2 separate regions of the Homo sapiens genome follow, and region 1 is linked to region 2. Evidence: chromatin loops called from intact Hi-C (ENCODE). Cell type or tissue: OCI-LY7. All regions are shown on one strand. Links, peaks and the distances in the headings refer to the core of each region. The heading gives the core; the rest is flanking DNA. Region 1 holds the start of LHFPL1 (LHFPL tetraspan subfamily member 1). Region 2 holds the start of AMOT (angiomotin).

The links. A loop is a pair of places that touch in the nucleus more often than their neighbours do. Peaks named below come from ENCODE experiments on the same cell type or tissue, not always from the same donor. Only the 100,000 strongest peaks of a DNase experiment are listed, where the experiment ranks them.
Region 1: a loop joins it to region 2, with 2.3 times the contacts of the local background. A loop is called at or near these places in 11 of 110 quality-filtered maps.

Annotation. Positions count from the first base shown.
Region 1 is chrX:112,675,835-112,685,762 of GRCh38, reverse strand. It overlaps LHFPL1 (LHFPL tetraspan subfamily member 1), which reads left to right and starts at 5,825. Exons shown (of 4, transcript NM_178175.4): 1 at 5,825-5,934. In OCI-LY7, for the core only: no CTCF peak of the experiment used is centred there; DNase peaks (open chromatin) are centred at 5,562, 6,012 and 6,272; H3K4me3 peaks cover 1,850 bases; H3K27ac peaks cover 1,905 bases.
Region 2 is chrX:112,835,835-112,845,762 of GRCh38, reverse strand. It overlaps AMOT (angiomotin), which reads left to right and starts at 4,932. Exons shown (of 14, transcript NM_001113490.2): 1 at 4,932-5,311. It overlaps LOC107985651 (a long non-coding RNA gene), which reads right to left and starts at 4,037. Exons shown (of 3, transcript XR_001755993.2): 1 at 3,895-4,037; 2 at 1,358-1,504. RefSeq lists a silencer at 4,087-4,426. In OCI-LY7, for the core only: no CTCF peak of the experiment used is centred there; DNase peaks (open chromatin) are centred at 4,182 and 4,842; H3K4me3 peaks cover 1,594 bases.

The sequences.
Region 1 (9,928 bases), core at 747-8,746, 160 kb after region 2:
GAACCAAAAAAGAGCCTGCATTGCCAAGACAATCCTAAGCCAAAAGAACAAAGCTGGAAGCATCACACTACCTGACTTCAAACTATACTACAAGGCTACAGTAACCAAAACAGCATGGAACTTTTACCAAAACAGAGATATAGACCAATGGAACAGAATAGAGCCCCCAGAAATAATACCACACATCTACAACCATCTGATCTTTGACAAACCTGACAAAAACAAGAAATGGGGAAAGGATTCCCTATTTAATAAATGGTGCTGGGAAAACTGGCTAGCCATATGTAGAAAGCTGAAACTGGATCCCTTCCTTACATCTTACACAAAAATTAATTCAAGATGGATTAAAGACTTACTTGTTAGACCTAAAACCATAAAAACCCTGGAAGAAAACCTAGGCAATACCATTCAGGACATAGGCATGGGCAAGGACTTCATGACTGAAACACCAAAAGCAATGGCAACAAAAGCCAAAATTGACAAATGGGATCTAATTAAACTAAAGAGCTTCTGTACAGCAAAAGAAACTACCATCAGAGTGAACAGGCAACCTACAGAATGGGAGAAAATGTTTGCAATTTACCCATCTGACAAAGGGCTAATATCAGAAGCTACAAAGAACTTAAACAAATTTACAAGCAAAATCAAGCAACCCCATCAAAAAGTGGGCAAAGGATATGAACAGACACTTCTCAAAAGAAGACATTTATGCAGCCAACAGATGCATGAAAAAATGCTCATCATCACTGGCCATCAGAGAAATGCAAATCAAAACCACAATGAGATACCATCTCACACCAGTTAGAATGGCGATCATTAAAAACTCAGGAAACAACAGGTGCTGGAGAGGATGTGGAGAAACAGGAACACTTTTACACTGTTGGTGGGACTGTAAACTAGTTCAACCATTGTGGAAGACAGTGTGGTGATTCCTCAAGGATCTAGAACGAGAAATACCATTTGACCCAGCCATCCCATCACTGGGCATATACCCAAAGGATTATAAATCATGCTGCTATAAAGACACATGCACACGTTATGTTTATTGCAGCACTATTCACAATAGCAAAGACTTGGAACCAACCCAAATGTCTAACAATGATAGACTGGATTAAGAAAATGTGGCACATATACACCATGGAATACTATGCAGCCATAAAAAATGATGAGTTCATGTCCTTTGTAGGGACATGGATGAAGCTGGAAACCATGATTCTGAGCAAACTATCGCAAGGACAAAAAACCAAACACCGCATGTTCTCACTCATAGGTGGGAATTGAACAATGAGAACACTTGGACACAGGGTGGGGAACATCACAGACCAGGGTCTCTTGTGGGCTACGGGGAGGGAGGAGGGATAGCATTAGGAGATATACCTAATGTAAATGAAGAGTTAATGGGTGCAGCACACCAACATGGCACATGTATACATATGTAACAAACCTGCACATTGTGCACATGTACCCTAGAACTTAAAGTATAATAATAAAAAAAGAGTTTTGTATTAACATCTTGATGGAAATTTTCACTAAATCTGTTTTCATTTATTTAATTATTTATTTTGAGATGGAATCTCACTCTGTCGCCCAGGCTGGAGTGCAGTGATGTGATCTCGGCTCACTGCAACCTCCACCTCCCAGGTTCAAATGATTCTCCTTCCTCAGCCTCCCGAGTAGCTGGGATTGCAGGTGCCCACCAGCATGCCCAGCCAATTTTTGTACTTTTAGTAGAGATGGGGTTTCAACATGTTGGCTAAACTAGTCTCAAACTCCTGACCTCAAGTGATCCACCTGCCTCGGCCTCCCCAAGTGCTGGAATTACAAGCATGAGCTACCGCGCCTGGCCACTAAATCTGTTTGTATTGGTACATAATACATGTACATATTTTCAGAGCACAAATGATAATTTGATACATTCATATAATGTGTAAAGATTAAATCAGGGTAATTGGAACATCTATTGCCTTAAATAATTCTCTTTTCTTTATCTTAGGAACATTTGAATTATTCTCTGCTAGCTATTTGGAAGTGTACAATAGATTAATGTTAACTATAGTCACCATACTGATCTATCACACACTAGGTCTTATTCTAACTGTATATTTATACCCATTGGCCAACCTGTACTCATCCTCCTTCCCCGCTGGTTTCCGAGGCCTCTGGTAATCATCAATCTACTCTCTATCTTCCTAAATCTGTTTTTTTAAAGTTTACTTAAACATAAATATGCTTACAGAAAGATACTCATAGTAGTGTGAATATAATGCAATTTAGTTTAACTTACCCTATTCAATTTGGACCCAAAATTTGGTACATGATTTTAGTTAAAAAAAGGATTTGCAATCTGTTTTATTTTCATCTACTATAAATATAATAAAAATCCTCCCTCAAAAGCTGTTAAAGCAGGCAGCAAGATCCATGAGCAAATTTATTTTTGGTTTACTTCTGAATAATACACAAATTGCACTGCAAAAGCTTAAAAGTTGGTGCAGCAAAATATTTTTGAAATGCATTTTAAAATATATTTTGAAACATATTGTGTAGTGGAGAGAAGCCTATGTGTAACATATGAAACAACTATAACAGCAATCCCATTTTTGTTAATATTGTGTGTAGCTTATAAATCTACACAGACCAAGATAGAAGTAACTTCTTGAATCCGAGTTCCAGTGGTATGCTGAAGCTGGCTTGTAGCAGCTTCTAAGAATCGATTGTGTGTATCTCTTCCCAATTCTACTTTTACTGATGTCAAGCTGGTAGCTTGAAATTGGCTGTGATGGGAGTATTTATACTATGGCAATCAGCAGATGCCACAAATCAGGGCTCTTTTGCAGCCCTCCACCTCCCACCTCCTGAAGCCAGTTACTAAATGTTTACCAACACACCACATCACTGCTTAACACTATCAGTTCATCCTTCGAGGTCAAAAAGGAAACTCAACAAAAGAGTTATTGGTTCTCATTTTTATATACTAAAGAAATATAAGTTTCATCTCTAGGTTTTCAATCTATAACTGAAACTATAGTTTAGGCAAGGAGTACCTTCCATATCCAATCTGTATTGGTGACAGGTCATGGAGTTCACATGGTTTTAAATTTGCAAACACATATATACAAATTTCCCGAAGTTCAAGGGCAATGGGATTCTAGAAATGATTTTTTTTACAAAATAAATGCTTCTGTCTTGGAAGACTAGAACAGAACATACTAATAAGAGAAGAAGACGCTCTGACAAAAGAGGAAAAAATAACTTAAAATATGTTGGAAAACAACATCAACAGAGGTTCAAAGGATAATTAACAGAAAAATATATTTTCATAAAACTACCAAATGTTTGGCTTAGCTGAATTCCTGTGTGTTGCTAACTCACAGGGAATAGATTTTAACTAGTGTGGGTTAACTGGCACCTTAACAAAGCTGACAGCAAGCAGCATTTATTTTTATTTCACAATTTTCCCTTCCTTTCCAACCTCTTTCTCCTCGTAATCAACACAATGTCTCTACTATAATATACTGATGTGTGTTTAACCAGGGGTCAACATCTTTTCTCCGTAAAGAGTCACTTAGTAAATATTTTTAGGCTTTGTGGACCATAAGATCTCTGTCACAACTACTCAACTCTGCAAGTGTAGCATGAAAGCAGCCATAGATGATACATAAGTGAATAAACAGTGGGAGTGTGCCAATAAAACTTTACAAAAACAGACAGCCTACTGGATTTGGCATGCACAGTCTCCGGCTTGCTGACCCCTTGTCTAGACTGCAAAATGCTGTGGGGGTGTTCATCTCATTTGGGAAATGCTATTGTATACAACAGTGTTTGGCAAATGAAGGATGGGGATGGGGGTATATATCAGAATCACCTGTTACCCATATCTTACCCTTGCAGAATCTCTTATTCCAGACTGATTGAAGGCAGGATTTAGGTATTCCCTAGTTTCCTTTCCAATACCCATTTTAGCACCATCCTGTCCCCTAAATACATTACAAGAAGTGTTCCTTTCTCAAGCCTTTCCACATAATCTTACGAAAGCAAGGCTGAAGAGCATTTTTAATTGAAAACATATCAAGAGCCACAAGATGCAAGCAATTTTTTTCTGAGAGAGCGTTCAACTGTTAAGAACAGGAAATAAAATTTTGTCCAATAAATTAGATTATTATTTATTATACACTTAAGTGTCTATAGAGAAAAGAGGATAAAAGAGGAAAGTAAAATGGTATTCTTCTTAGAGTTTCAAATAATGATAGGTTCCCCAAATGACAGGTGTAGTCACTAAGCAAAGGGCAATATTTACTGCTGTGCATAGAGTGGGGATCATCTATTTTTTATATGTCAACATTTTCAGCCGTATCTCACACAGTTACTACGTGTCAGTTAATATTAACCTATATTTAATGAAGGAGGGCCTAACATTTCTTTTTACATAATCCTATGTCTGAAGCAATGGTTCTTAAGGGAATGACAGCTGGGAGGTTATAAAACTTAGTTGGGGGGCTTACACTGCCAAAAGTCTAACATTCCACCTAAGGAGTCATCTGTGCTTCCCCCAGAAACATGATGGCCTCAGTAAGCCATGATTACAGATGGGAATGGATTTATCACTGTGTTGTAGAACAAAACGGTAAAAATTGCTGATGGAAAGTTGCTAGATAGACAAATACATGCATGAATATAGGATCATATCACTGATAAAAGGCAGGACACAGGTGGTATACACAGAAGGCAGGAGAAACTTTGTAAGTTCATTAAATAATCACGGTACAATTAATATGTTAATTTACGGTCATATTTTGAATTATTGCCACAACATGCTAGAAAATAGGCCTAATCACCTTTGTAGCATTCTGGTGAGGGAACTGGGCCATCAGAGAAGCATGGATACTTTGGATCAGTCCAGTGTGCTCTGTTAATGTAACCATTCTTCCTTCTAAATCATTTGGATTTGTTCAGCAAAGTTCCCCATTCACAGGCCATCTAGGAGGGGAAAAGAGACATGTACGAAAATAATAATAATAATAATGATACTAGGTAGAAGATAATAAGTTTCCCCAAATATGAAGTGTCAGGGACATTCACAGGTGGGAAATATGACATCGGGTTGGAGTAGAACATCAGGCAAAGCTCCATTCATCTCCAGACCACTCAGCTCTTTTCCCAAGCAGAGTAGCAGTTATTAGTGCACTGGGATAAATTAAACACTGACTTTTGATTGTATTATTACTATAAAAATATATTAGTTATTCCTTTCAATGTATGATTTCCACAAATTCTGAAATGTAAGCTCATTACATCTTGGAGCCAAAGATTGCTCTGCTGGAGCATCTTCCCCATCAGGCAATGGAAATCAGTTTGGGGAGAAGAGGTTGTTCTGTCTTATTCTATTTAGGCATGTGTTCTCTCAGTCACTTCTAGCCACATGGGTCTGCTACCTACCATGGTAGAGATTATCTAGGGCATTGGAGGAAAATTAGAGAAAATCTCTGTTCCTCAGCAGGCTTTTGGGCAGCAAGTGAGGAAGTAAGATAACGCAGTTCAAGCGCGGGCATGCCTGCGCGCATGCGCGCGCGCTCGCGCGGACACACATACACACACACGCGCGCGCGCGCGCGCGCGCGCACACACACACACACACACACAGAGCTGCTTTGTCCGCTGTGAGGTTGGAGGTTTGGGGACTCTGTGCCCACTAAGCTACTTTCTATTTCAAGTGCCTGTATGTCTGAGGCTGGGTTTGAAGCCTCCAGCGTGTTTGGAGTTAATCCCCATTAGGTTGGACTCCGCCCCTTTCTCCCAAAGGTAAAGCAAGGTTTTCAGGCATCACTGCAAAGGGCAGCTAGTATTCCCATCCTTGTCTAACAAGCTGTAAGGAGAAGTTGTTTCTGAGATCTGAGCCTGAAGAGAGGGAACAAGTCAGTCAGCCTTCGTGGTCAGAAGGTAAATATGCAACTTGGGCCAAATGCAATTCAAACAGCTGGATAAGAAACTGCTTTGCTCTCCCCTTGCTCAGCCCCCCCTTCTCCCCTTCCTTTCTCAGGTTTCCTGTCCTTTCATCTCAAAGCTCAGAGAAGCCGTTTTCTACCCGAGGGCAGCCTGGTGCTTTTTTATTTCTTCATAGTCCGTTGTTTGCACAGAGGCTAAGATGAATCAGGGCTGGATTCCTATTTCATATTGACAAGATTTGAGGACCTAAGGGTTAAGTGCTAGTTGGTTTCCCCAGGGGAGTTGGTAACCTGAGGAGATGAAGTGCCTGTTTCTGGGAGTGGAGAGAGTGATTTTGTTATGACCTGTCTATACAAGTAAAAATGGATCCGGTTTGCTAATGTGGTAGGTTGATCTCCTGGATTTGCCTAAATCTAAGGGGTTATGCGACGGAAATGGGGTAATGAAGTTAAACTGAAATGCAAATATTGAGGCCTCTCAGGCTGGAAATAAAAGAATGCATCCATTTGGTAAATATTTATGAGTTCCTACTATGTGCCAAGGCATGACAATTTCCAGAAGAACCTGAAATACTTAAACTATAAATCCATTCTTGCAAAGAACACTTGGCCAAGTGGTTTCATTTTGTGGTGGGGAACTGAAAATAGAATGAAGCCTAGGGGTGAGGAAAAATCACCCATGGAGTGGTTGTGGGGAGAGAAAGGGGAAAGGAGAGATGTTCTAAATCTTAGGTGGTTTCAAGTCTTTTCCATTACTTATGAGAGAATAGGGTCTTTTCTGGTAGAAAGGGAGAGAATTGATACCTACTCTGGTGTTAGGTATAGTGCAGATGTTTCACTTGAATTTTATGCTTAATCATTTCCATTTTATAAATGAAACCAAAACTCAGAGGTTTTAAGTGATCTTTTTATGTGCATATAGCCTGTAAGGGGCAGACCTCAGGACTCTGTCTCTGATCTGATTCCAAAATTGTGACTTTTCCACTAAAACAGTATTCCTCAATCATTAGTTCCCATTAGAATAAATTGAGGATTTTTAACAATATGAATTCCCATAAATTCGAATTCAGTGAATCAAGGAGGGGGTGACATAGTCTGCATTTTGAACAAGCATTGAAAGTGATTCTGAACAAGCATTGAAAGTGATTCTGTTGAGACAAACATTCTTGATATACCATGCTGCCTCTCAACTTCTCTGAAGTGATTGGAAAAGCAATCAGCCCATCTTCTTCCCATATGGGCCAGATTCACTCAATAGAAGTGGTCAGCTGTGGTGACATTTTATTCCCAGCTTATACAATGGAGTGGAGAGACTAATGGGCAACAATAACAGGGCTGGGGTTTAGGGCTTAACAATGTCTTGCCAGGGATCTTGATAGGGGTAGTTTCTAACCAGCTGAGAGTGTGAGATAGAACTCGTAGCCAACCAGCTTATCACTGAAGATGATGGCACCTGTCTAGCCAGAATAAGAACTGAGATGAAGATCTCTCATTGGTACCTCACTTTTAAAATCATAGGATAGATGGGGAGCTCAAGGAGCAGCATCTTGGGGAGAGGGAAGGAGAGAGAAGCTCATATGAAATTTGGGGAGGTTATTCCAGTTCCTACCTTTCCAGTCTCAAACTCTGGAGAAAGGAAATAGCCCAGGGCCTGATGTGGAGGTTCTTTTTATGAGCTCTCTTTGTCTCTGCATGGTCAAATATATTTATTTAGAGTTGATCATTTCAAAGTTATCAATTGCTCAGTTAGTCCTTTCTCTCCACTTAGTCTCTGGCTTCCTGCCTTTTAATGCCTTACCTGCTTGTGAGCATTCCCACCTCTGGATGGAGAGATGCAAATAAACACATAAACTCACCCAACACAGTTTTGCTGGTCTTTCTACCCCAAACTAAAAAAGGAGGGAAGGAAGAAGAAGGCCCAGAAAGAAGTTCAGCAAACATGAAATCTGAGGAATTTGAAATAAAAGACACAAGTCAAAAGAGAGATCTTCTTAGAGTCACCAAGATGAGTGAGTACATCATGAGATGATTTCAGGCACAGGAGAACTCAGAGCACTTCTCATAATGGAGATAGCCAGAGGAGAAGAAACCCCTGAGGGAGACAGGTAGCAGAACATGAGGAGAGAAATGTTTGGGGAGTAGCAGTATTTTTTTTTTTTTTTGAAGCTTTGTCTGAAACAGAAAGATCTAGCATGGTCAGGCTGCTTATATACCCAACTTGATATAAGGAGTCACATCGGTCCAACACGTTTCTCTGGAGCAGGACTCTATTTACCCACTGGAAACATATGCCTGCATATCTCATTCATTTCCTAGGGAAGTCTCAACTCTGAGTAAGATGTATTTGTAACAGGATTGGCAGGAAGACAATGCACACTGTCTGGGGGCGTGAGGAGAAAGGCCTGTTCACGTTCCTTTGCCAACACCAGTGCCAAGAAAGCTGCTCTTCACAGACCAGTCCTAAACCAGCAGTCTTGCAGGCATGTTTCCCTCAGCAGCTGTTAAGTCACTGACTCCCTTTCTTACCACTTCATGTTCTAGTCTTTAATTTGCTTACTGTTTTGCCTGTACCCTCTTACCCTGGGAAAGGCAGTGCTTTCCTTAACTCAGAAGTTGCACAACAAGCTCAAGTGGAAACAAAAGGATTTGTGTCTTTTTCTGTGGGTACTGGGGAGGAGGTGATACAGGAAGGAATAGCTTTGTTTTTCTCCACCAAGAGAAATATAAAAGCAACGTTTCACTTTCATTGATACTTCATTGTAAGTGCCCATACATTAGTAGGTATACAAGAAAGTGAAAAAAGTGAGAACAAATGATTAAAGGCTTGGCAATTGGACACCACAGGGAGAGGGAGAATGCTCATTATGGGGAAAAAGGCTAAAGGTCTCCTGCTAGCAATCTGAGTTGATGAAGGGCTCTCATTTGGAAGATGGTGGCTAGCTGTTCTCCATTACCTCTGAGGACCCAACAAAAGGATCTGGCCTTAGGTTGCAACAAGAAAAGTTTATAAAGGCATATAACAAATTATTTATTGACGGTGAGAGTTGTTAAGCTACTAAGAGATATTATAGATTTCCCTTTCCTAGAGTTCTTTAAAAGTAATGGAGATAACCATTTGCCATGTATGGTTTAGGTGGGTTTCCTGCATCATATAGGTTGAGGTGACTTCTACCCACGAGGCTGTGCTAGAATGGCTAGCATTATCTCTAAAGATGAGCAAACATTAGGCTTTAGTAAGGATAGCAAATTCAGAACAGAACTCATATTTTTATCCTATTTATTACAACTTTCTGGCAACATCCACTGCATCTCATACAACCAATCTCGGAAACAGGCTTGCGGCCCATCTAGCAGATTTAAAAACCTGAGGAATGAGGGATAATGTGACACCTAAAGAGAGAGGTTCAACTGCAATCCTATCAATGCCTGGTAACTTGACCACTCTACAAGAGCATCAGGGTGAGTTCTTGGTTCCTGAAATCCAGTGTGGCTGTTTGGCTGGATATTCCAGGACAGGGAAACAAAGCTGTTACATACATGAAGTATACAACAGGAATTAAGATAGAATAAAATATAGCATTGTTTGTGATTTCTAGTTATGTAAATATAAAGCGACTTAACCGGTTTCTGGGAATGAACTTGGATTGCTTTGGAGGGTTGTCATGAAGGAGATTACTCCATTGCAGGTGGCATAACTAAAAGCATTTTCTAGAATACACTTCACTGTCCACCACATGTGAACATAAAGCAGTGTGTGAACAGACTCCATGTGCCCTGCAGCCTCTCTATCCAGCCACAAGGGAAGTTGGGCTGAGACTCATATTGTGTTCAGAAGCTATTAAGTAATTGGATCTCTGAGATCTCTTTCTTGATTGCGTTCAAGTCAAGTCGATGATTTAGAAAGGTTTGCATTTAAAGTGTATAAGCTTCATATCTTCAATGTTTAATTCCATAGTCACTTTTAACTTTATATTGTTTGAGTCCTGAAA
Region 2 (9,928 bases), core at 601-8,600:
TGCACACAAAGGGAAGATTTTTTAATTAAGACATTTATTAGTTGGCAACATGAAACACTGGAGATTTTATATTAAAAACATTTGACTTCTGGTTTCTCTTGAAAAATCAGAAGCTGTGGTCACATTGGCCTGCATTTCCCTGTAGTGGTGATCAGGCTGCCCCTTTCACATGGGTTCTGCCTTCTTGCAACCCCTATCACTGGCATTGTCTCCTGACACTAAGCCTAAGGGTTATTAGCTTTTGTGTGTGTGCATGTGTGTTTGTGTGTGTGTGTGTGTGTGTGGTAAGAGATACGTAACAAAATTTACCATTTTAACAATTTTTAAGTGTACAATTCAGTGGCTTTAAGTACATTCAAAATATTATACAACTATCACCATTATCTAGTTCCAAACCTTTTCATCATCCCAAACAGAAATTGTACTATTAAACACTAACTTCCCACTCCCTCTTCCTCCAGCCCCTGATCACCACTACTCTACTTTCTATCTCTATGAATTTATCCATTCTAGATCCCTCATGTAAGTGGAATCATACAATATTTGTCCTTTTGTATCTGGCTTATTTCATTTTGTGTAATGTTTTCAAGGTAGACATTTGATTTTTTTAATGGATTTTATTTTGTACAGCACAGATATTGATTTTTATTGTGCAATAAAGGTGTATTTTAAGAAAAAAAAATAAAGGCCAAATAGGACAGGTAGTTTGGGATGTGGAATCTTGACTTCTGAGCTTAAAATGATCCTCCTTTTTTCCATATCGTTATATGGAGGTTTTTAATGTGTAGTATCTAGGCAACCCAGTGTCTTTACACAGGTGTTTTACAGCTAGTGGTTAATTCTCCTGGTCTCCCCCAGAGGGCTTTCTATACTTTATAGTCAGGATATGAAGACACAGGGATGCTGTGGGGATTAGTTAAATGTGTGTGGCACAGTGTGCTGTATAAACTAACTCTCTGGAACTAGTTTTCACTCTCTGCTCTTAACTTCCACAGCTTTTACTGTCAATACCATTCATTTGGCACTTAGCACATGCTTGTTAGTTGTCTTTTTATGTTTATATCCTTGAAGGCAGGAGCTAAGTCTCATGCCTCTTTGTTTTTTCAGTCTTGTCTATAATAGCGGCTCAATCGATGTTTGTTGATGTTGGCCTCCCCCTCCCCCTCTCTTTTAAGTAGTGCAGGCAATGCACAGCTTTAAATCCAAACTCGGTTTAAACAAACTGAAAGGTTTTCAGGGTGAAAACAAAGAAGTCTTGCATGGCAGGATAGAAGGCTTGGAAGACCTGGGTTAAACAGAAGTACCAAAAAGCTGTTTGCCACAGGTTAAGAAATGACTCACACACAGCCTGACTCACCATTAAGTTCAGAGTTCTGCTAACTCTACTCCATCAAAATTTGGAGAAGAGTAATGCCCAAGCAGGGTTTGAGGAGCGGATGTTAAACGAATTAAGTGTTTTAGAGGTTTCCATTGCTCCAATTCCATTGCTCCACAGTATAAGTCGCTGTGGGGAAAGGAAAGCATGTTAGAAAAGTGTTTTGAAGGCAACTTCAAGGCTAGGGGCAGGCATACTACAAATGAGCCACCAGGCCTTTGTTACCAGGATTTTTTTAAATAGCATCTTCCGTAGTAGCAAAAGATGGGAAATAGCCCAAATTTGCTTCCATTTTTTTTAGAGATAGAGTCTTGCTATGTTGACCAGGCTGACCTTGAACTCCTGGCCTCAAGGGATTCTCCTCCCTCAACCTCCCTAGTAGTTGGAACTATAGGCGTGTGCCACCACCGTGTCTGTCTCCCAAATCCCCATTTAATAAGGGGATGAGTAAAGGAATTTTGGCACAGCTATGCAATAGAATATTGAGTTATAATAAAATAAATAAGGTAAACATAGTTATCCTGAGATGGAAGAATATTTCAAATACATTGTTGAGTAAACAAATGCAAGGTGTGCCTTGATTAATGATCCCACTTGTAAGGAACAAAAAGGGAATATGCACTCATGCTTGAATATGCAAATAATCTATTTGGAAGATGACATACAGTCATAAAGAGAATGGGACTATGGGAGCAGAGTGGTGGAGAAGAACTTTTCACTGTAGTCTTTCAGTACCTTTTTGTTTGGTGTTTTTTGGTTTTTTTTTGACGGAGTCTCGCTCTGTCACCCAGGCTGGAGCGCAGTGGCCGATCTCAGCTCACTGCAACCTCCGCCTCCCAGGTTCAAGTAATTATCCTGTCTCAGCCTCCCGAGTAGCTGGAGCTCAGTGGCTGATCTCAGCTCACTGCAACCTCCGCCTCCCAGGTTCAAGTAATTATCCTGTCTCAGCCTCCCGAGTACCTGCTACTACAGGCGCATGCCACCACGTGCAGCTAATTTTTGTATTTTTAGTAGAGAAGGGGTTTCACCATATTGATCAGGCTGGTCTTGAACACCTGATCTCAAGTGATCCACCCGCCTCAGCCTCCCAAAGTGCTGGGATTACAGGTGTGAGCCACCGTGCCCAGCCCAGTACCGTTTTATCTGAATTCTTCCATGTGCATGTTTAACTTTTTTCACTTGGACAGCATTGATTTTAACAAATATCCTTTTGCCTCTGTGATTGGTAGTAGTCCTGCAGCATATACCCGCCCCCCCACATCTAGCTCTCCTGTCCACTCCAAATAACAAGGCTGAAATAACCTTTCCTTGCTTCACAAACCAGGTGTCTCCATATTTTGAACATTCAAAAACTCACTTTCTCCATGAAAAATCACCCAAATAACCTCACTTCATACATAAACAGAATCATAACGAGAATCATTTTGTGCACACTCCTGCTTCTGAATCTTTCCACAGCTCCTAGCAGAGCATGCTGCACACTCCATGACATGCAATAGTCCACTACTTTTCCTGCAGAGTTGGATTCTGAGCCCCTGTTTACTGTGTGATAGTGTTTCCTTTAAGCACACTTCCTCTTGCATGCCTTGATCCATGGCCCCCCAGATGGCTCCCATTAGGCAGGCTTGAATTGGATGTCACTCTTTCATTGGCATGAGCCATTATAATGGCCTTGCGCTGTCAAGGCGTTTACATTTAGGCTTGCTTCCTACTTGAAATGTTTTCTAGGAAATATGGATCTGTAGAGAATGGTGGTTTCCATGGTAAATGTTCCTTCATATTTGTTTTCTTAAGTTCACTTCGGAGATACACAGCATGATTTCCTCTTTCAGTACCAGAACCACAATAGCTTTAAGTTGTCATGAAATTGTAGAACTTTAAAAAAGAAATCTCACCCACCCTGCTTAGAAAAGGGGTAATTTATTATTCTAACTGCAGGGAGTCAACTTCATATCCACCCCCAAAATTGTAGGAAAAGAGTTGACTTTTTAAAATAAAGCCACAAAACCTACACGACCTTGGATGTAAATGCTTAAAACAGATGAGCAAAATATTGATCCTCTAACACATCTAAGACTCTCCATTATGTTTCACACACAAGTAGGAACACATACATGTGTGGAGTGCTTTATAGTTTTCACACACATTTTATTTTCATACCAGTGCCTTTAAGTTAATAGGGCATGTCTTACAGCATTTACTTACAGGTAGAAAAATTAAGGCTGAGAAGTTAAGCCACTTAACAGAAGTCATACAATTAGCTAGTAAGTGCCAGGGCCCCAAATGAATTCTTCCTTTGGTTCCAAATTCCATGTTATTTTGCTACCCTGACACTGTTTCTTTGTGCCTTCGTTTTTCTAGATGTAAAATGGTAGATTTTCCGTGTCCCAGGATGCTGTTCTCAACCCTCTCGTTTTTAACCAATGTCAGCTTTTTTCACAGTCAGCAGAACACCACAATGACACTTCATGTACTTTCCCCCCTCCTGATTTAATAAACTAAGGGGGAAGAAAAGTTACCTATTCGCAGAAAGCTGGACAGTGCCATAAACATAAAGGCGTACCAGAGTCGGCCGACACACTGTTGCACTCTTTTATGAGACTGAGAAATAAAGCGTCTCATCTTTCTCTTGCCAGCAGTAGCTGGGGTAGAACATAGAACTACACAATAGCCTCTTGTTTAGTTTTATTAATTTTGAGGGCGGGTGGGACAAAGGGATCAGACTGGCGACTCCAGGGCCCAATCGCAAGCGTATACTAGGCCAGGCTGGGCCAACCGGTAGCTGCAAAAGAATGGTGGGCGGGACTTACGCTTCAGGGACGCGCTCCGCCCAGGCCGGCGCTCCCAGCCCGCCCAGGGGCGGAGCCTCCGCGGAGCGCCGCCCGCGACCCCTCCTCCCTCGCCCCTCAGCTTCTGCGGCCCGCCAACGGGAGGGGGGCAAGCGCCCGGGGCGGGGGAGCGGAGGAAGAAAGGAGGGTGTCTCGCAGAGCTGTGACCTGGGTGGGGGCCTGCTGGTAATAGGAAGCAAGAGGGGAAGGAAAACGAAGGAGCGCTTCTCCTTCCTGCATTATTTTAAGCAGGCTTTGGTGGAAGCTGCTTTTCAGCATTTCTATTATTTGTTTTTCTTCCTCCCGCAGTGGGGCGGGGAGCTGCACTGGCTCTCCCACGCGTCTATGCCGCGCTGTTGCCGCAGATTATTATTGTAGTCTTTTGCAAAACCCTTTCCTTCTTCCCAGCCAGTCCCCGCGCAGACTCTCACGGCTACGGCAACCGAGTCGTGCCCCTCTAGTGGGAAGGCGAGAGCGAGGGTCCCTTGCTTTCGCCCGAGCTCCCGGACCCCGCGGTTCAATTGTTTGAAACTTCCACGCCCCCCGGCCCCGCCTCTCTTCCGCGCTCCCCTCACTCCTCACTTCCAGGGTCCAGGCAGGCTCCCGCCCTTCTTTCCCCGCCCTCTACTCCGCCTTCCTCCCTCGTCCACCCCTCCCGCCGCCCTGCTCCGGGGCGGTCCTAGCCGCTCACCGCAAGAAGAAAAGCCACCCGTTCGTCCCCCTCCCCTACCTCCCATCCTTTGCCCAGGAGCTGCCTTGGCAGTCACGCCCCTTCCTTCCGAGGAGCTTTCTGGCTGCCTAAACTGGTAGACCCCCTGAATTACTCCTCCATCTCCGCTCTCTTTCGCCTCCTCTTCTCTTAGTTCTCTCCGCCTCCCCCTCAACTACCACCACCTCCAGTCAGTCTCGCCTCCGGCTATCCGCTGCTCCACCCTCTGGCCCGGTATCCTGCCTGTCCGCTGCCACCAAGGAGAGCCCGGACGGAGCAGCGAGGAGGGGAGCAGCCGGGAGTTGGGGCTTCCCCCCTGCCCATCCCTGGCCGCTGGCCCGGGACCGAAGCCACTTGAGCGAGCAGAGAGTCGTCACCTTGTCTTCTTTGCCTTCAGGGGTAGGAGACGCGTGGTTACTTTTCGCGGGGAACTGGGGCAGGAATCCATGGTGGCATGAACTTGGTCGTGCCCTCGGCGTGAGTGAATCGATCTAGGCGCGTGTGGGAATGCCCGTGTGTTCTACTTTCTTTGCAGCTCGCCATGAGTTTTTTTGGATGTGCAGCAAGTTAAATCGGTTAGAGTGTGCGCTGCTTTCCCGTCCTACTTCGGTGAGGAGATGCTAGTGGGTACCACTACTAGATGGTACTTTTACTTCTTTACCTCCTGGGGTTCTTGTGGGTCTCTAGGTAATTAATCACATTGAGGAGCTAAAGACCCGAGGGAAGCTGAAATCTACATTTAGCCCAGCATGCATGTCAGTGCTTATCTCAGATAACTAGATAGGTTTCTGCTAAGTGCTTAGGCTTGGGGTGGGGACTCACACTCCCTGAGGCGGGAGCAGGAGGGGTAGGACCGTGAATTCTTGAAGTTTTAAAGTCTGTGTAATCTAAAACAAGGCTACTCTTTGAGATGTGTGGTGGTGGTGGTAGTGCTTGTGGTGGTAGTGATAGTGGTGGTGAGGAGGGAGTTGCCCCTATCTGCTTTAGAAGATCCAAAGATGTTAGTAAATAGTTTTGGGGGATCTTGAGGGTGTCTTGAGGGTCCAAGCCTGGGCCACTGCACATTGGTGCTTCAACAGTAAGATGGGCTTCATGGGTTTGTGAAAATGAAGAGAAAGAAAAGGGGGAGGGAAAATAACAGTCTTTAATAGACTGTGAGCAGTTCCTGGTAGATTGCCACTAATAATAATATAATAATTTGCATAAAGGGACTAAGTAGAATTAAATGAGCAAGGAAAGAGAAAGTTGGTGAGAAACAGCATTTTCAATCTCTAGTGTATGTTTTAGAACGAACTTTTCAACAACCTGGGATGTTTAGTGCATGAAGTTCTCCTCCCTCCCCGCCATGAAGAGTGGACGTTGGGAGGCAGTTTAAAACTTTTATGAATATAACCCTCTTCTCCCATTCAGAGAAGAAGATAATTAGTCACCATAATCTTCAATGATGAAGGGCTAAGGATATTTAAGTCTCCTTGAGCTAGGCTTTGTGAAAAGTTCTTTCTCAGGCCAGCCTTTGTGAAGCCTTCTCAGTTAGACCTTTCAGCACCCTCATTTAGTAGCTAAGAATAGTTTGAAATGCCATTTTGGATGTGGTATACATTTTCATCCATCTCCCACCTATCTTCAATTGGACAAGTGCGTCAAGCCTGTAAGTGATGGTGTTCAAAGACTTATTACTGAGATGTCCTTAACCCATTGCTTATTTGGGAACACATTATTAACATACATTTTAAAATAACTTTGGTTGATTTTAATGAGTGAAAGGAAAGTAGGAAGGTAGAGAAGGGCGACAATTTTAAAGGCTATCCTGTTTCAGATCAGCTGGGAGGGAAAAGCTGGCCTGACCAAACTACATTTTATAACTGGCCTGGGACATTTTAACAGCCAGGTGGTTGTAGAGTAGTTGCCTCTATTTACAGATGATAACTAAGGTTCCAACTATTCTGTATGGGTTTATCCGGCGTCATTGACAGACACTTTCTGGCACTACATCATACTTCATTTTAAATTACTTCTTTCCTTGGAAAAGTTCGTGGCTTTGTAAAATTGTAAGTGCTTTTTCTACCTTCACAGTCTAGATGTGAAGTAAACCTCTGACCACAATTGTATGTGGAGTCACTTTTACATGAAATTTGTGGATCTGTTTACCTATTTAAAAGATTTTAGAAAGGGAATTTTAATAATTCATAGTCAATGCAGTTTTGGATTTGGAAATTAAAATTTCATTTCTGGTTTATGAAGTTTGATTTATTAGACTAATTCCCAACAAGGACATTTGTAGAGTTGCTTTTTCTTTCTGAGGTTTTGTAAAGACTGCATCAGACTCTAGAATGCTTTAAGAATAGCCTAATCAGAAGGCAGGGGGATGGATACTATGACCTTGAGGTCCCATTGAGTGCCAGAATTCTAAGTGGGTACATCTGCTTCTGTGCCTCTCCCAAGAGCCCTCTCCCAGGGCCTGCGCCTTCTTTAAAAGGGTGTCTTTGTAATTAAGCGGCCCTTCTTCCCCATCCCCCTTTCTTCCTTTGATCCAGCTTTTTAAGGCCTTTTTTTCCATTTGGAGACAAGAGGGGTTTCTCACACTTTCCTGTTCCCCTCTTAACGCTTCTTTTCCTTTACCCCAGAAAAGTCCCCTGAAGTTCTCAGGATGGTTAGAAGTTGTTTTGTTTTGTTTGGGGCGTGGGGGTGGAGTGGGGGAGTTGTTACCAATGAGGAGGAATAGAGGATATATTCCCTCTTGGGAAATGCTTGTGACCAGGTAGCCTCCTCCATGGAGACTGAGCATTTGGAATGCATGAGAACAGTCTATTCTTGGGGACTGTCTGGTAGAAATTGTCCTTTGCACCCATTAAGCCCAGCTTAAACACTGAAAGGGGTGGGGAGAGGTGTGTGTGGTCGTACTGGAGCCTTTTAGGATGGTAAATGGGTAAATGTTTCCAAATCTCCTATTACATCATCTCTTTCTCCCATGGATTCAGTAGGTTTAGTGATCTGCTTGACAAGTTAATTAGCTGGGGACTAAACCAATTTGTTTAGAATTGTGATCCATTGATTTCCTGTCCCCAGGAATTTTTGTTGGTGTTTTACTATGATGTGTTGTCTTTAGTCTTACTTACTTTTCCCTCCTTGCTGCCTTTTGTGGACTTTGGTCCAAATTCTAGGGTTCCACCCCCAAGTCAAAGGTTAGAATTTTGTCCCAGGAACTAAGGGGGTATTAAACAGGCTGGCCATACTGCATTACTCTCCTCCATGGTGGGCTTCTGACCCCTTTTAACCCAGAGAAAGGAGGGAAGTCGCCCCTTCCACACACAACACACACAATCTGAACAAAAAAAAAGAAAAAGAAAAAGAAAGAAAGAAAATAGGAGGTCATTTGCTTTATAAAAGAATCCACAACAGGTTTTCTTTGTAAGTACTAGCTTTCCTAGTTAGTGCCTTTAAACTATGACTTGATATATAAAAATTCACTCTAACTGGGCCTTCTCGGAAGCATATTTATTGCATAAAGGAATACATAAGAATTTGTAATGATTATCGCTTAAATTAAGTGAGGCCATTATTTGGCCTTTGAAATCTTTTTGTTATATGGAATGGAGTTAGTTAATTGTCTAAATCATTCTGGCTTGTAATAATGCTGGCCACGTTAGCTCTGGCCTACAACTGCTTGCAGAAGAAAGCTAGTATTACTTTTTGAAAATAAATCAGACTTTATAGATTTTGAACAATTCTAAGGATGAGACTATCCACCCCATATAGGTAAAATGTTTTATTTCCAGCTACTGTATTTGACTAACCCAGGGATCCAGAAAGTTATTTCTAGTAAATAATGGCGACTGATGCCACTTTAACCTAAGAATCTGCAATAAGATTTCCTAGTGAGCCTATTGGTGAGAAGGACCTGGGCTCTAGGCCCAACTGTAACTCGGTTTACTACCTCTGTTAAGTTTTTTTTTTTCCACTGTAAATTATGGGTTTGGACAGGGTAATTTTGAGAGCCAGTTCTTATACGTTTATGGTTTTCTTTCTAGGCCTCAATATCTAGTATGAATGTGAATGATTGCTACTAGAATGAAGTGCAACAGTTGTTAGAAATTCAATCATCTAGTCATCATGTTAAAGAAAAAAAGATCCTGTAAGGATATATGAATATAGATGCATTATGTTTTACATTTTAACAACCCAAAATTAAGAAGCTAAGACTCTGTCCAAAACTTCAAGAATTCCATCATCCTAAGAGATCACCTGCTTTCATTTTTTCTAGTTCCTTTCAAGTCCTGGTTCCTGTACTAACATGAGTTTTAGATAATTGGAGCCACAGATATATACAATGTTGCTTTTCAATAAGAGCCCACCCAAGACTTAACTTTGTGAACCCATGTGGAGGAACTAAGTCAGAATCTGACCGAGGACACATGAAGACTCCCATATATTTTGTTTCTCAAATGCCAGGAGAGGCTAATGGATATAATAAGTAATCCCTAAACACTCTCTGTGATTCAGGAGTTGTTCATGTATCTAGCAAGGCTGTTAATTTAATTCCTTTGACCTCCTGTTATCCCTCCCCCATTCTTGTTAACAACAACAACAACAAAACTAGGGTCCACTGTTTACTTTGTGTAAATCATTGGCAATGATTTTTAAGTCACTGTATGGTGAAATCCCATCAAGTGAGTATAAATTTGAGTGGAATATGAAATCTCCAGAATGAGAAAGGAGAAGCAGGAAAGCACAAATATACTTGTTTTGTAGCATGGAAAATAATATGTTTAAATTAGACTAAAAGATAGCAAAGAAACTAAGGATTTTAGACAGTTAAATAAAAGACAAGAAGTGCAGCAGCAGAATGGCCCACACATAATGGGTTCTTCATCTGAGGTCTTCACCATGTAGTCAAATTTCATAGTTCTTTAATTTTCCTTTGATAACAAAGGTGTGGTATACATGTGATCTCTAAGATTTGATGGATTAGCCAGGCATGGTAGCTCACACCTGTAATCCCAGCGATTTGGGAGGCAG